3 separate regions of the Homo sapiens genome follow, and all the other regions are linked to region 2. The links are chromatin contacts, found by Hi-C in ENCODE. All regions are on one chromosome and are shown on one strand. The core of a region is the stretch at or near the end of the contact, and the rest is flanking DNA. Distances in the headings are between cores, read along the strand shown. Region 1 overlaps FRMD4A (FERM domain containing 4A). Region 2 overlaps FAM107B (family with sequence similarity 107 member B). Region 3 overlaps FRMD4A (FERM domain containing 4A).

Region 1 (2,720 bases), core at 114-2,613, 880 kb after region 2:
GAAGTCAGATAAGGAAAAGGGAGAGTCATTTTCTTAATGTCATATGGGAGCACATTTCTGCTAGGAAGACCCCTGAAAACATCTAATAACTCCCCTGTGTGGAACTTGGCTTTCAGGGGTGTTTTGTTTCGTTTCGTTTTGTCTTTTGAGATGGAGTCTCACTCTGTCACCAGGCTGGAGTGCAGTGGCGCTATCTCGGCTCACTGCAACCTCCATCTCCAGGGTTCAAGCGATTCTCCTGCCTCAGCCTCCTGAGTAGCTGGGACTACAGGCGTGCACCACCACGCCCAACTAATTTTTGTGTTTTTAGTAGAGACGGGGTTTCACCATGTTGTCCAGGATGGTATCAATCTCTTGACCTCATGATCTGCCCTCCTCGGTCTCCCAAAGTGCTGGGATTACAAGCTTAAACCACTGTGCCCGGCCAGCTTTCAGGTTTTGAAGTACCATGGGAAATTTTCAGAGTAAGCCGGAAGTCTAGAGCTCTGCTCCATCGTGGTAGAATCTTAAGGATAAAGCCACCTGGAAGGATGAGGTGTATAAGGGGGAAACAGTATCATGAACAAGTGACATTGGGGAATTGGGCAAAGACTCTCAGGATGTCTTCCCACCACCCTAGATTGGTTCTTATCCACACCGTTTTGGTCTTTGTGTTGAGTCCTATGAGAACATCCAATGAAATGATCCTTAAATTCAATGCATGTTAAATAGGCGAGGTCAGAAATAATAATGCAGCTCTTTCCATCAGATTTTGTAAGCATGTGCAATGCCTGGGGCGCTTGAATCTTTAATCATTTTCCCTCCCACTGGCCACATTTCACCTCCTCCTGTTTTTGATATCTTCACTGGGAGATAGATAGTCAAGGTCAGGCTTTTCACCCGAAAAGTCACCACAGTTAAAGGTGCCAGTTCTCACTTAACCCGAGAACAACTATGGTGAGAGAGAAGTTGAATCAATCAGGTTAGATATTTGATGGTGCTTTCCTGTGGATATTTTTGGTAGCTTTCCTGTGGATATCAGTTATGTTACAGTTAATGTTCACCAATGATACTCTCCTGGGACCACATAATGGGCTGTGTAAAATAGAATAAAAGACCTTCCTTCGTGTTACCCGCCTCCGCGCAGGTAGAGACATCTTCGTTTAGCGGATGAATCAAATAGCAAACTAAAAGCTATGTTCACACTTAAAAGTGTTATTTTCTGATGGTTGGTTTTGAGTTGCGCATCAGATAAGCCTCTCAGCAGATGTTAAATATTAGCCCGCAGTCGACCATTGGCTGTAACATAAGGTGTAAATGTTTGACAGAAAAGCACACATACAACAGCACGCTAACAAGTGCACCCCAAGGCATTCAGGTGGGAATGGAAACGCACAGAGTGAGAGTAGAAACCATCTATTGTGGAAATCCTGGACAGTGTTTCTGTGAAGCCATCTGTACACTGTTAAATGATTTACATTCTGATGGGACCTGCTAATCCCGGAACTGCAATTCCAAACATTCTTCCGCATCCCAGCACCGACAGCCTCTATCAATTCCAACCGCCGTAAAGCTCTTTCAGCTGGTTAAACGTAAGGAATTATTGTCCCCAATTCTTCCGTAGGCTCTCATGAGTTCTTTTAACCCGTACTTCTAAGGTGGTTCCAGGGCAAATATTAGTATCCAACTGTGAAATTCCCAGGCCCAAAGGAGCCTGAAAGATATCTCTCCTTCAAAAGATCCAGGTGTGCTTGAATGCATTGTTTTAAATTGCAGGAGCCAATTCTGGACCTCTCAAAAAATAATTACAAAATCCATGAATCGGCCGGGCATGGTGGCTCATGCCTGTAATTCCAGTACTTTGGGAGGCCGAGGTGGGTGGATCACCTGAGGTCAGAAGTTCGAGACCAGCCTGGCCAACATGGTGAAATCCCATCTCTACTAAAAATGCAAAAAAATTAGCCAGGCGTGGTGGTGGGCGCCTGTAATCTCAGCTACTTGGGAGGCTGAGGCAGGAGAATTGCTGGAACCCGGGAGACAGAAGTTGCAGTGAGCCGAGATCGCACCATTGCACTCCAGCCTGGACGACAACAGTGAGACTCCGTCTCAAAAAAAAAAAAAAAAACAAAAAAAAAAAATCAATCCTTGAATCAGAGTCTGGCTTGTAATGCAAGTGAATAGAAACTCTTGCTAAGCAAATTGGATTATAGATATTGTTCTTAGAATACATTGGCTGAAACTGATTCTCTATTGATTTGGGTGGAAATGTAAGTCCTAAGGGAGGTCACACACTGGACAAGTAGTAGGGGGTCTGTTCCCGGCCCCTTAAGTGCCATTAAGGCCCTGTGGTTTTGCAAAGTCCCTTGATGTTTTTGGGTTCCATTCTCAGTAAAAGCACAGGGTCAGGCTGGCTGGTCTCTAAATCTCTTTTACCTCTAGCTCTCTGTCATCCAGTCAGCCACTATGGGATCTTGTGATACTAGGGAAAGAAAAATAAAATGGATATTTGTGCTTAAGCTTGACACCAGACATAGGATATCAATTAAATTGTGTATTATTCTGGCATGCTGATGGACTCCAGGCTTCTCTTTGTCTTTAACATGTGAGCTATGTATAATGAGAGAGTGTTGTGCACTTAGAAGACTTAGAAGTTTATTAAGAAGGTAGGTCATGTCCTCATGGTTAGTGAGTTTGTTGTTGTTAGGTTTTGTTTGTTTGTTTGTTTGTTTGTTTATTTGAGG
Region 2 (3,010 bases), core at 506-3,005:
GGAAACGCACAGGACATGCCTGCATCTCTGATGACTGAAGAGCAGCAATACTAACTCTGCACTGAGTGCCCACTGGCCCTTATTATGTGTAATGGTCAAACAATGTGCCAATGAAAAGAGTCAAACTCTATAAAAAATTTGAAGAGATGTATTCCGAGCCAAATATGAGTGACCATGGCCTGTGACACAGCCCCAGGAGATCCTAAGAACATGTGCCCAGGTGGTCAGACTACAGCTTGGTTTTATACACTTTAAGGAAACATAAGACATAAATTAATACAGGTAAGATGTACATTGGTTCAGTCTGGAAAAGGTGGGACAACTCGAAGTGGGGGGTGTCCAGGTCACAGGTGGATTCAAAGATTTTCTGATTGGCAAGTGCTTGAAAGTGTTAAGTGATTATCTAAAGATGTGGAATCAATAGAAGGGAGTGTCTGGGTTAAGATAAGAAGTTGTGGAGACTAAGGTTCTTATTATGTAGATGAAGCCTCCAGATAGCAGGCTTCAGAGAGACTAGATGGTAAATGTTTCTTAACAGACTTTAAAAGGTGCCAGACTCTTAGTTAATTCTCTCCTAGATCAGAAAAAAGACCTGGAAAGGAAAGGGAATTCTCTATAAAACATAGGTTTTCCCCACAAGAGACAGCTTTGCAGTGCCATTTCAAAATGTGTCAAAGAAATGTATTTTGGGATAAAATATCTTGATTTCTTTCAGGTCCTGCTGTCTGTCATGTGGTTATCTTATTGCTACGCAGAGTCTGTTTTGTCAGTCTTATGGTCTCTGTTTTAATGCTAATGTTAGTCAGCAGTGCCTGAATTCCAAAGGGAGCAATATAAACTGAGGCATGTCTGATCATGCATTCCCATCATGGCCTGAACTGGTGTGCTTATTTTAGAATGCCCTTGGCCAAGAGGAGAGGTCCATTCAGCTGGTTGTGGGGCTTAGAATTTTATATTTGGCTTACGAATGAAACCTACCATGTTGTTTATACTGCCATTGTGTTACCATTATTTGTAGACAAACCTCATCCTCGTTTGTGTTTCTAAGACCAGGAAGCTTCTTTAGGGGAATTGTCTCTGTGTCTTTTTTAATCTCTATCATAGCATCCATGCAGTGCACATAGAACCAAGTCCTCGATAAATATTTATGGAATGAAGAACTTGAATTAAACCAACTTGGAGAATGGTGTGGAAAGTACTGGGCTAGATGACGTGGGTTCTGAAGATGAAGAGAACAGTATCTCATTCTCAAAGAACTGATAGTAAAATTACATGTGGGTTGTGGGTGTGTCACTGTTTGCCACCGACGCACCTGGGTGGGGTCAGGCAGAAGGTGCCTGTCCTCTGTGTCTCAATAAAACACAAGATGCCCATTCACTTCTGGTTTTCTCCTGGTATCATTGGCTCTTCGGTGTCTGCTGGAAAAGCTGGGCTTTTCCCAGTGTTACCATGACGTCTGAGCTTTGAGAGCTGTTTCTTTTCCCCTCGGAGCCTGAGAGAGATTATTCCAGTGATATCTGAATAGCTTGAGTTCGCTGGGTATGAACACAGAGGAAGTGGTTCCCTAGCAACAGGCGCCTCTGAAAGCCTCTTAGCACTCAGTACTTCTCCGGGCTTTTTGTTTCCCCTCGTTCATGCTGCCTGTCAGCAAATGGCCAGAGTGATTGCACCTGCTCCAAATTAGGGCTGGTCAGTTCGACCCCAGCAGTTCGGTTTTACTAAGTCAAAGTTCCTCTTTCAGTCAAGCTTCCTTGTGAGGCCTGGGGCCTATTTTGCTCCTGGTTAGACCATAATTACCTCAGATGACACTTCCTTCTTTGTTGTCTAGATTTTGACCAGAAATGGAAAATACCGAAGTGACTGAGATCATTTTAATTGAATTAGTAAAAGAATACTTTTTTTTTTTGGCACGTCTTTTCAAATATGCTAAACCTCTTAAGAAAATGTTTTATATCGCCTTTTTTTTTTTCCGCTAAAAATGGATTCTCACTCCATTTTTTCAGTTTCTCCGCAGAAGACTTAACAAATTCTGCCTTCCTTAACTGTGTCAGCATCTCAATACATATTTGAATATATGAGTTGGTTGGGGCAATATTAGAGGGTGTTTACCGCATTGCCTTGGCATCTGGAGACAGCCCTTACTGAGAGCATTGGTCATTGGTACAGACCATGGCATATAACTCTGAGATGAGTCCAGAATTGTTGACTGCAAATGCCTTGTTTCATTTTCAAACAGCAATCCATATTACTGTTTGAATTAGCAATCTTTTTTTTTTTTTTTTTTTGAGATGGAGTCTAACTTTGTCACCCAGGTTGGAGTGCAATGGCACGATCTTGGCTCCTCTGCAACCTCCGCCTCCCAGGTTCAAGTGATTCCTCCTGCCTCAGCCTCCCGAGTAGCTGGGACTACAGTCACCCACCACCATGCCTGGCTAATTTTTTTGTACTTTTTTTAGTAGAGACGGGGTTTCACCAAGTTGGTCAGGCTGGCTTCAAACTCCTGACCTCAAGTGATCCACCCACCTTGGCCTCCCAAAGTGCTGGGACTACAGGCCTGAGCCACTGCACCCAGACTGAATTAGCAATTTTATAGGAGATGGTTATACGTCTCTGCCTACCAGTTGGTTAGTATCGATTTGTAGCACTGAAAATCTGGCCAAGACTGTGGTGATGAATGACAGCATACAACTAAATTGAGCCTCACAGCTCCCGGAATTCTTCTTGTCTGTACCTTTTAAAATATTTTCTTTCCTTCATTCATTCAACCAACAAATATTTGTAATTATAATTGAGTGTCTGCTATGTGGAAGACTTTCTGTGGGAAAAACGTGAATGGCCCATCTTAGGAAGTTCTCCATTTAAAAGAGGAGAAAATGGAGCCGGGCACAGTGGCTCACACTTGTAATCCCAGCACTTTGGGAGGCCGAGGCAGGCGGATCACGAGGTCAGGAGATCAAGACTATCCTGGCTAACACGGTGAAACCCCGTCTCTACTAAAAATACAAAAAAA
Region 3 (3,018 bases), core at 513-3,012, 900 kb after region 2:
GTTACAGGTTGAGTCTCCCTAATCTGAAAATCCGAAATCCAACATGCTCCAAACTCAGAAACTTTTTGAGTGTTGACATGACGCTCAAAGGAAATGCTCATTTGAGCACTTTGGATTTCAGATGCTCAGGTTTTGTGGGGCTCAACCAGTAAGTATATAAATGCAAACAGTCAAACATCTGAAAAAAATCTGGAATCTGAAACACTTTTGCTCCCAAGCATTTCCGATAAAGGAGACTCCATCAGTATTTATTTGTCATATTTCAGAAAACAGTTTCCAGCATGTGGTCAACGTAAGCCATGAAAACCAGCTTTGTGTATTAGCAGCGCAAATGCTCTTAGGGAGACAGTGGCGCCATTGCCCATTCTCGGAGCTCTGTGAGCCTAACGGCGGGGTTCTGGGGAGCTTCTTCTAAGATCCTGCCCTGGGGGACCCCTGGGGACACTTCTTCTCCCCAAATTCCTGCTGAGGGCTGCTCAGGGGCGTTCACTCTGTGCCCTTCAGTGAGAGCAGGGTTTGGGAAGACACCCCTGGCCATCTGAAGGTGTTTTGCCCTGCTTTCTGCACGGTGAAAGGCGGTTACTGGGCTTGGTGTGTTCTGCCTTCGTTTACATCTGTATTTCGGAAATAAAAAGAGAGCGCCCCTTCCCCCCACTGCTTTTTATTAACAGGGAAGCAGATGTGGGGTCTCTCAGACAAGACAGCGGCCCAAGTGGTATCAGAGAGTGCGATTATTTTCTCAGAGGGTGAGTGCGTTTCTGGGCATTCTCTCTTTCAGCAATGAAGTTGTGAGGAGTGACTTGAAGAAGCTGCCAGCCCTTCCCACCCAAGCCCTGAAGGAGCACCCTTCCCTGGCCTACTGGTAAGACCCCTGGAGTCTTCCCCAGGAGCGAGTCCCTCTCGGGGTGCGAGGGGACACAGGACAACTGAATGTACCCTCCCTCCACCAGCTCCCACGTGCCAGCCTGGACTTGCAGCTGTATTAAGTACCCTGTGTCTTCCTGAAACCATTTTCTGCATTTATTTATTTATTTATTTATTTTTAAAATAATTAATTAATTTTTTTTTTTGAGACGGATCTCACTTTGTCACCCAGGCTGGAGTGCAGTGGCATGATCTCAGCTCATTGCAACTTCTGCCTCAAGCGATTCTCCTGCCTCAGCCTCCTGAGTAGCTGGGATTACAGGCACGCACCACCACACCTGGCTAATTTTTGTATTTTTAGTAGAGACCGGGTTTCACCATGTTGGCCAGGCTGGTCTCAAACTCCTGACCTCACTCAGGTGATCCGCTTGCCTCGGCCTCCCAAAGTGCTGGGATTACAGGGGTGAGCTACCACGCCTGGCCCGTTTTCTACATTTACTTAAGTGAAGCACTGTGCCTGAGACCTCTCCTTTTTTGTTTCTTCTTCTTTTTTTTTTTAATTTTCAAAAAGAATACCTTCTAAAATTTCACTTTGGAAGCTTCACCGCCTTCGAGAGCCTTTCATGTGCTGCTAGAGTTTCATTTTGGAACACCTGTCATTTGATGACAGCATGTGTGAGGTTTTGAGACGTGGGAGAACCACAGGGTTTTCTTCTTTCAGAAGAGGGAGATTGATTGTTTTATTTTCCCTCGATGTTTCACATCTCCTGATTTAGCCACTATGTAACATTATGCCATAGCTCATCTGTCGGCCCTAAATGGCTGATTCTGAATGATTCAAGCCATTTGAAAGACTCCCAGGTTGTGGTTTGGGCCACAGTTGGGCAGGGCTTGCATTCCTGGATAATGTTTTGAAATCCTACTGGGTTCCTAAGCCCTGGCCACTGACCTTTAATAACTGTAATACCTCTTCTCTGATGTTCCTTCTGATCCCCTAACAGAAATCATTGCAACTCCTTTTATTTAAAAGCAAAACAAAAAGCACAGACCAAGTTGATTCTAATAAACTACAATACGTGACTTGTGTAAGTGCTTTTGATGACAACTTCTGAACTGTATGGATTATGAGCATTTTGTCTTGTCTGGACACTTATCCAGACAGTGACCTAGTTGTTCACTGATTCGTGTGTCTGGGGTAGGGCATGTCTTGATGCAGGGCTCATTAGCAGCATTGAACTCTGGCTCATAATCCCAGCACTTTGGGAGGCCATGGCGGGCAGATCACAAGGTCAGGAGATCGAGACCATCCTGGCCAACATGATGAAACCCCGTCTCTACTAAAAATACAAAAAAAAATTAGCTGGACATGATGTCGCGCGCCTGGTGTCCCAGCTACTCAAGAGGCTGAGGCAGGAGAATCACTTGAACTTGGGAGTCGGAGGTTGCAGGGAACAAAGATTGTGCCACTGCACTCCAGCCTGGCGACAGAGCGAGAGTCCATCTCAAAACAAACAAACAAAAAAACAACTCTGGCTCATAAATCACATCTCTCTGAGAGACCACATCACTAGGGAGCTGGCCCCAAGACCCGAGGCTGGGAGCTCCCTTCCGTGTCTGGCGTCCCTAATTTCATCTCTCTGAGCTGTTTTATTGCCACTCCTCTTTTGGAAACATAGATGTAAATAAATGATGGCTTTCTCTAATTATAACCTGCCCCCAAAGAGCAAAATCTGTTAACTTGCAGGGATTTTGCATGCATCAGCTTCCAAATGTCGAGACTTGCAATCCGAACCCCCAAAAATGATGGTCCCGTTTCCTTGTTCATGGACCCTATTACCCACCTCCCTAATTCCTTGTGCCACTGGGCCTCATCCCTCTGTAGCCTCCTGGCTGTTCACTTCCAAAAATCCAATGGTCAAGGCCCTGGGGATGTGAGAAGGTAACTAGAGAGGACCAGGGAGGAATCTCTTTGCCTCTGAGACCTGTCCTGTTGTGGGTCTCTTAGTCATCCCTTCATTCATTCCTTTCCAAACCTTAGAACACTGCTATGCTCATCTGAGAGTTTTGAATTTCTTCTCTCCTCCCTGTGTCTCTGGATTTCTCCTTCACCATCTCCATTATCTGCTCTGTACTCACACATGATTACTAACCCAG

Evidence for each region. Hi-C counts contacts between places; a loop is a spot of excess contacts on that map. Pooled maps may share reads with other maps.
Region 1: a loop to region 2 is called in a map with no recorded cell type, with 6 times the contacts of the local background. The contact joins two enhancer-like sites. A Hi-C loop is called at or near these places in 7 of 37 single-sample maps with no recorded cell type and 4 of 50 pooled maps.
Region 3: a pooled map shows a loop between it and region 2 (5-fold over the local background). The contact joins two enhancer-like sites. A Hi-C loop is called at or near these places in 6 of 37 single-sample maps with no recorded cell type and 4 of 50 pooled maps.

The regions. Positions count from the first base shown.
Region 1 is chr10:13,764,499-13,767,218 of GRCh38, reverse strand. The region is part of intron 6 of FRMD4A (FERM domain containing 4A); the gene reads left to right. Among named protein-coding and RNA genes, the nearest start is that of PRPF18, 180 kb to the right of the region's middle. Within about 2 kb of position 1,363, at least 3 of the 41 ENCODE cell types and tissues checked have a DNase peak (open chromatin) inside an H3K27ac peak, as active enhancers do.
Region 2 is chr10:14,646,961-14,649,970 of GRCh38, reverse strand. All of the region lies in intron 2 of FAM107B (family with sequence similarity 107 member B), which reads left to right. Among named protein-coding and RNA genes, the nearest start is that of FAM107B, 130 kb to the left of the region's middle. RefSeq lists enhancers at 779-1,279, 107-1,306, 1,810-1,979. Within about 2 kb of position 1,755, at least 28 of the 41 ENCODE cell types and tissues checked have a DNase peak (open chromatin) inside an H3K27ac peak, as active enhancers do.
Region 3 is chr10:13,745,580-13,748,597 of GRCh38, reverse strand. It overlaps FRMD4A (FERM domain containing 4A), which reads left to right. Exons shown (of 25, transcript NM_018027.5): 9 at 779-862. Among named protein-coding and RNA genes, the nearest start is that of PRPF18, 160 kb to the right of the region's middle. Within about 2 kb of position 1,762, at least 2 of the 41 ENCODE cell types and tissues checked have a DNase peak (open chromatin) inside an H3K27ac peak, as active enhancers do.